Regions from separate parts of the Homo sapiens genome. Here all the other regions are linked to region 1. Evidence: chromatin loops called from intact Hi-C (ENCODE). Cell type or tissue: IMR-90. All regions are shown on one strand. Region 1 overlaps RYR2 (ryanodine receptor 2). Region 2 overlaps RYR2 (ryanodine receptor 2). Region 3 overlaps RYR2 (ryanodine receptor 2).

Region 1 (2,500 bases):
AGTCTCTTATATGAATCCAGCCATTTTGCATAATGTGCTTAAGAGAGATTCAAATGCCAAAGTGCCATGCAAATGAAATTTGCAAGTGTTAAAAAACCATAATTTTCTTTTACTTGTTCATGGGGAGAGCATTCTGATATTGCAAAATAATTGCATAAGTTTCCTATAAATTATATTGTATTTTTGTCTAAAATTTGATAAACTATTATCTCAAGTTATTATTATTATATTATTTTGCAAAATAACTTCTTCAAGCAAAAGTCAGCTTGGCTCTTGAATATCTGGAAGCTCTGCTTACAAATTTTACTAAAACCTGATAGCTCTCCAATATGTTCTGCATGCCATCGTTGTTATTATAGTTGATTATTACCTCGTCTATTAATATATGCATGAACCTTTTCCATATGCATGAAGGAGGTGAGAAAGGCCACCTTCTAAGCTAAATGAATTAGGTTAATCAATTCTTGACCTTGGTAAACCATGGGGAAAACTTGGGTGTTTTTGCTTCACTTATGAAAATTATCTTTTGACATAGGTCAAAATTTCTTTATGCTTTAGTGGAATGCTAATTTGCCAACCTAATATTAAAATTGCTGTCCTCCTCCTCATCCCAGATCCTGACTTCCTGCAGTTTTTTAGTTTGTGTCTTAAATTGAGAAGCTTTAACTTTCGGTCACACGAAGAGGCAATCTTTATTATTAGAGGCCAGGGTTAATATCTAGCCAATTATGTTTATTCAATTTACACTCACTGTCCTCTTCCCCAGTGAGCTTCTTTTCTTAAAGGCTACTGAAAATGTGGGACTTTTACTCTATTCTATTCCATTTTCCCCTCTCTATGTCAATAAGATCTCAAAGCTACACAAATGTGTTTGTGTCTCTAACCACAACTATGGGCTGTCCTCAATAGCTTTTTAAATTTAGATTTGGGTATTAAACATCCTTTTATTTTTAATGACACTGCCAAAGTTTGCCTTTATATTTTTGGTTGGCTTTTTACATTCAGTTTAGCGGGATAATACATTTAGCAATGCTTTCTAACCTTTGCATTATGGATGAATATCTTGCAATGTTTCCAGTGCAGCATTTACCTAAAAACTCTTCAAATCTACAGATGGTGGCAGCAGAGGCAAAGGAGAACATTTCCCTTATGAACAAGAAATCAAGTTCTTTGCAAAAGTACAGTATACAATCTATCTTGTTTTTGCTTCAATATGTTTGTTTACATACCCTACTCATTAGATCGTTGCCCTTTTCAGAACATACTTGTCTACAAATGTGTATTTTACTGCACGTAAATATTCTGTGGCATGAAAATAACTGCATGAATCATCTTCCCAGCATTCTTGGTCAGACTTTAACTCTGCATTCCCTACCGCATTCCTTCTTCAAATGACTTCATTCTATCTGAGGTTTAATTAGGTCTGCATTTTTTTTGTTTTATCATATGATATGGAATAAAAAATATCTATTTCTTAACATTTGGATATTGTTATGATTTAAAATTTCTAGTTGAGAATTTCTTTTATAAATAGGAAAGTCTGAGTTAATTCATAAATAGGCACATTATAAGAACATTTAGTACAGAATATTGTGGGACCTTAGTCCTGCTCATTTTATGGAAGATCAGAGAGGATAAATTGTTTATATACAAAATATATCCCATTGGTATTATTTATTTTGTTTCATAAGCATTTATCAGGAATTTGCTATATTACTGGAAAATTCATCACTTTTTTCAGCCAAAAAGGGATGGACATGAAGAGTTGTAAAGTCTCCGAATGATTTAATGCATTTACTTAGTATTTACTGTGTGTCTAGTGTGGGTCAGGCATTAGGGTATGGCCCAGGGATGGCCATGAATATACAAATGCCCCTGGGTAAGCTTTCTTGTTTAGGACACCTTGCAGTGAGCCTGAAGACCTAATTACTGCTGTCTGCTTCCTTTTAAAGTACTTGCATTCAGCGATTACAGATAATTTGCTATAAATACAACTTTTGTGGACTTTAAAATAGCATGCTTTTTGATTGATGAATATTTGACTTGTAGTATGTTTTCAAAATTGTGTTCTTTACTGTAAAACACATTTCTGTTGTCTTTTCTTCCCATTCAATATAGCACTCAGAGTCTGTTCCAATCATTTGAAGATCCAAAGTTTGTCCTGGGGTGCACATAGTTAGCGATTCATGAATTGATAGATCCATATATATATCTCCGGTCTCTGTGAGATTGTAATCTTTCTTGATAGCCAATTATCAGAATGCTGTATTCGCAGCCTCTAATTTTCCCTTTAAAATACATTCTTGTGTTGCCCGTATACTCAGCACCCCCGGTGCATCTGTTTACAGATGCTTAATGTGGCTTAATTTCTACTAAGTCTATAATTCATTCGTTTACCATATTGAGTACCTACTATGTTCCAGTCACTAAATTCAAGCAATGTCCCAATTGTCAAGGAAGAGCAATAAAAACTGGTGTAGTCCCCATTATATATAGCTGT
Region 2 (2,500 bases), 59 kb after region 1:
GGCTTTCTAATTTATTTTAAACTCTAACCTACAGCAAGAAATACATTTACCCGGTACAGTCATCTCTCAGTATTCATGGGGGATTGGTCCCAGGACCCCCAGTGGGATATCAAAATCCAAGAATGCTCAAATCCCTGACTAATGGCATAGTATTTGCATGTAACCTACACACATCCTCCTGTATACTTAGATCATCTCTAGATTACTTATAATACCTAATACAATGTAAATGCCAAGTAAATAGTTGTTCAACTCTATCATATTGTTATGGAATAATGATAAGAAAAATATCTGTACATGTTCAGTACAGACACAATCACCCATTTTACTTTCTCCAAATATTTTCTATCCACAGTTGGTTGACTCCATGGATTCAGAACCAATGGAGGGCCAACTGTATATTTATAGAAACATAAAACTGTATGTTTAAAGTAACATAAAAATATATGCCATGAAAGAAAAGTTTCACAAAATTTTACTCTTCCTATGAGCAATGTAGTCTGAACTTTTCCATTCTATTTAAACAGAGTTGTTTTTATTTTATCATGAATCACCAAATTGTTTTTATGTCTGATTGATGAGCTGAAACACATAGTTTAATAAACACTGGGTTAAAAGATAAAAGGATAGGGCTGGGCACGGTGGCTCACACCTATAATCTCAGCACTTTGGGAGGCCGAGGCGGATGGATCATTTGAGATCAGGAGTTTGAGAGCAGCCTGGCCAACATGGTGAAACCCCGTCTCTGCTAAAAATACAAAAATTAGCCAGGCACGGTGGTGCACACCTGTAATCCCAGCTCCTCAGGAGGCTGAGGCAGGAGAATTGCTTGAATCTGGGAGGCGGAAAGTTGCAGTGAGCCGTGATTGCACCACTGCACTCCAGGCTGGGCGATGGAGTGAGAGTCCGTTTCAAAAAAAAAAAAAAAAGATAAAAGGATAAAAGATACAAAGGGAAGAAGGGAAGGCTGCCAGGATAATGGGAGGTTGGAAATGTTTCCTTTTAAGGTTATTTGCTCGCTCTCTCTCTGAAGACAAAAGGACAGTCACCTGCTGACACCTAAGTGTTTGATGAAGTCTATAAAGGAAGGCTAGAGGAGAGAGAGAAGCAAAGGAAGGCTGGAGGAGAGAGAGAAGCACTGAAAGAGACATCGTGGCAATTGGCATGGCACATGGGCTAGAAATTAAAATAGGACTCACGGACTGTGAAGGAAGCCTGGTTTATTTTAGGCTGTTGTCTACGAATTTGTAGCAGTAATGCTCCCCCTGGCTGTGTGAGGACAACTAGCAATTCTCAGAACCAAATGCAAATTCTGAGAAGCCAGGAAGTTAGATTCATCAAGGGTGAAGATTTCTGCCAGACTCTTGTTGAGAACAGTAGATCAAAGCAGGTTTGTATGTTGCTAGGAGGTGGCTTGTAAGGAAATGAAGAAAGAGGGAGGTGAGAAAGAGATTGTAGAGCAGCCCCCAGCCTGGGTGTTCTCTGCAGCTGAAGAATCGAAGTGGGCTGAACAGGTAGAAGCTCCTGGTTTGAGAATAGGTAGAAGCTCTTGATTTAAGAATAGGTTGTTTCTGATTGTTAGAGTTCTTCCTTGTGAGTGAAACTGAATTTGCCTCCATATTGATTTTGTTGGATCCTAAAGCTAAATCTAGTTTCTTTTGATAGATGGTCAAATATTTGAGGAGGGCTACCTTGTTGATGCTTTATCTCAAATTTTCCCCTTCATAATTAAATAATCATATTCATTTTATTGTTTAATGTAACTCAGGGATGTCCAGCTTGCACCACGCAGTTTGTTACACTCGGCACATTCTCCAGTATATTCATATGTGCCACCCAGAAGTTAATCAAACACGGTATTCCAGTTACGACCTCACCTGCGTAGTGTGTATGGGAACTGTACCCTCACTTGCACTGCCTTAGGATCTTATACATTTGCCATCAATGGCAAGAATGCATTAAATTTTCAGCCAGGTCATGTCAGCTATCCTGTATTATACTGTTGACTTTTAATTTTTTAATTAAGTATATGTCATCATTTCTATAATTCAAGTCAGACCATTGCCCCAGGCTGAAATCTTTCTAACATTTGATTCTGTCATACACTGTTATCTCTTTCCATTTGTGTTAACCACAAACTTAAGTGTGATTGATTTCTCTGTTTATCTCAGTTGGTAGTGTGCAGCTGAAATTTTTATACCCTTTCCCAGACTGGTTAACCTACTTTGTTTTCAATCCATCTAAACATACTTTTATAAAACTCATATTTCTCATCTCCTTTCATGAGATTCTTAAAGAAATCAAGATGTTACTGTGATTGCTTAAACTCGAATTCTAACTTTGGTAAAACTGCCAAAGATGGATGAGTATTCCTCAGTGATTTGCTTGATAACCCATTTTAGACTATTGTTGATTATTAATATCGAACTTCCTAGCGGGTAGTTTTTGGAAGCTGTCTTTCCTCATTTTAAAAATTAGCATCCCAGTTGTCTGGAACTTT
Region 3 (2,500 bases), 130 kb after region 1:
GTACCTAGTGATATTTTGATAAATATAATGTAATCAGATCAGGGTAATTAGTATATGCATTATCTTTAACATTTATCACTTCTTTGTGTTGGGAACATTTAATATCCCCCTTCTAGCTATTTGAAACTATATATTATTGTGACCTGCCGTCATCCTACAGCGGTATAGAACCCCAGAACTTATTTTTTCTATCTAGCTATAACTTTGTATCTTTTAACAAATCTCTCCCTATTCCTACCTCTCCTTTTTCTCCCCAATCTCTAGTGTCCTCTCTCCTACTTTTTACTTCCATGAGATTAACTTTTTAAGATTCCACATGTGAGTGAGAACATGTAGAGTTTAACTTTCTGTTCCTGGCTTATTTTGCTTAACCCATAACAATAGTCATGCGTTCTGTTTTCTGACATGTTCTTTCCCCCCGTTTTGTCTTAATAGTCCTTCCTCTACCTAGCCTGGTATATGACTATGTCTGTTCTTGGACACTATAACAACTTTTTTTTTGCCGCTCACCTTCTCGACATTGCTATGGGATTCAAGACATTAAGAACCATCTTGTCCTCAGTAACTCACAATGGCAAACAGGTAAACAGTTTATCTTTTTCCTCCCTTGCAGAAAATAAAAAAGCAACAAATAAAACAAAGAAAAATAAAACTACCCCTCAAATGACAATGTACAGTTTTAAAGATTTTTTTGAAGGGAGGGTCTGCACCTGTTCTAAACTGCAGGGATTAGTAGTTTGAGGGTCTCCTAGGCCTATACTCAAGCCTTGGCTTGACTTTGGATAAATTAACTGAAAATAATAAAAGTACATACCTTACCAGATTTTTGCGAAAATGAAATAAAAACAAATGTGTATGCCTTAACACAGCCCCTGGCCCATATCAAGCACTCAGGAACTTAGTTATTATTTTGTTCCTAGTATAGTATTTGCTCCACTTGCTATTATGGAGAACCAAAATAGGTTACAGAATCCTGACCCACTCATTGTATTCGTTGTAAAATATGAGATGCTGCATTTTAATGTAGTATTTTTAAGCTGGATATTCATGTACTCTTTACTTTTAAATTGAGCAAAAAGGATAACGTTTCATATTTGACAAGGTCATGCTGACTCGGAAGAAAACTGGTCTAGGTCCAGAAAATGCACTTACGTTCCAATGGAACCTGTTCTTAATGTTAAGACTTCCCATTATCCTGAAGCATATTGCAGAAGTGTGCACTGATCCGTTCACTTGCTATTTTTCAAGTGTCCACTGGGTGGCGACATATTCTGTGTTAGTTATTTGGCTTAACAGACTCCTTCATTTCCAGAGTCTTGTAGCCCAGCACATTTTAAAATAATTGCCTCTCTAAAAGCTTTGAACTGGGTCCACAGTTAAGTCCACATTATCATCAGTTTTCTAAATTTCAGCATGATTCTTACATATGTCACTTTAGGTTCTGAGTATGACTGTGACGTGCACGGCAAGTCATGGGTCTAGCGACAAAAAAGTCTATTTATCTGTCAGTTAATAAGATGTGTTTGAGCTCCCAGGATATGCAGTAAAGAACTGGAGATGCCAAATGTATGTGTGTTTCTACATAAAAGGTCCGGCACTACTTTCCATTTCTGAGCTTTGTGGGGTTTCTTTTTGAGGGATCAAATTTTCTTTGTTTGTTTGTTTTTAAGACAGAGTCTTGCTCTGTCACCCAGGCTGGAATGCGGCGGCGCGATCTCGGCTCACTGCAACCTCCGCCTCCCTAGGTTCAAGTGATTCTCCTGCCTCAGCCTCCCGCATAGCTGGGATTATAGGCGCGTGCCACCATGCCCGGCTAATTTTTGTATTTTTAGTAGAGATGGGGTTTCACCATGTTGGCCAGGCTGGTCTCGAACTTCTGACCTCAGGTGATCTGCCTGCCTCGGCCTCCCAAAGTGCTAGGATTACAGGCATGAGCCACCCCACCTGGCCTCAAATTTTCATTTGCAGAAATATGTAGAGCTTTATAGTCCTAACAGGTGAAACATGCAGAAATTCACAGTAACCTTGCACTTCATTTATAGAAATGAATGAAACCCTCTGTTAAGGTAACATGTTTTCTCCAGATAATTATAAAGTGATTTTGTAAAGACTTAATCAGCATAAGCAGTTGCAGTCAAGACCATAAAGATGTGCTGTAATCAGAAAAAGTACACATAAAGATAAAGCACTGTTAGTATGGTCGAATTTCTGTGATGAAACCAGAAATACATTTTCACCAACTGGGTGAAAAGCCACATTTTTAGCATATACATATTCTATCAAAAATACTCTACAATTCTATCATATACTTATAGCTATCCAAAAATTAAAGTATAATTTGGAATTAAAAACAGATTACATAGAGCTGAAAGACCTTTCAAACAGAGACATTTAATTATAGATTGAGAAAAATAGCCTTCAAAACAGTGTTGGTCACTAGCTGTGGTATTTTTCACTTTGGCCATTGTTTACAAAGCAAGATTTCTCAGTTTTAAAAAAT

The links. A loop is a pair of places that touch in the nucleus more often than their neighbours do. Peaks named below come from ENCODE experiments on the same cell type or tissue, not always from the same donor. Only the 100,000 strongest peaks of a DNase experiment are listed, where the experiment ranks them.
Region 2: a loop joins it to region 1, with 7 times the contacts of the local background. A loop is called at or near these places in 9 of 110 quality-filtered maps.
Region 3: a loop joins it to region 1, with 8 times the contacts of the local background. A loop is called at or near these places in 16 of 110 quality-filtered maps.

The regions. Positions count from the first base shown.
Region 1 is chr1:237,676,935-237,679,434 of GRCh38, forward strand. It overlaps RYR2 (ryanodine receptor 2), which reads left to right. Exons shown (of 105, transcript NM_001035.3): 61 at 1,114-1,178. Among named protein-coding and RNA genes, the nearest start is that of MIR4428, 210 kb to the left of the region's middle. In IMR-90, a CTCF peak has its summit at 1,124; a DNase peak (open chromatin) is centred at 1,277; H3K27ac peaks cover 548 bases.
Region 2 is chr1:237,735,549-237,738,048 of GRCh38, forward strand. The region is part of intron 79 of RYR2 (ryanodine receptor 2); the gene reads left to right. Among named protein-coding and RNA genes, the nearest start is that of ZP4, 150 kb to the right of the region's middle. In IMR-90, no CTCF peak of the experiment used is centred here; no DNase peak of the experiment used is centred here.
Region 3 is chr1:237,805,702-237,808,201 of GRCh38, forward strand. It overlaps RYR2 (ryanodine receptor 2), which reads left to right. Exons shown (of 105, transcript NM_001035.3): 99 at 436-582. Among named protein-coding and RNA genes, the nearest start is that of ZP4, 84 kb to the right of the region's middle. In IMR-90, a CTCF peak has its summit at 1,259 (motif pointing right); no DNase peak of the experiment used is centred here.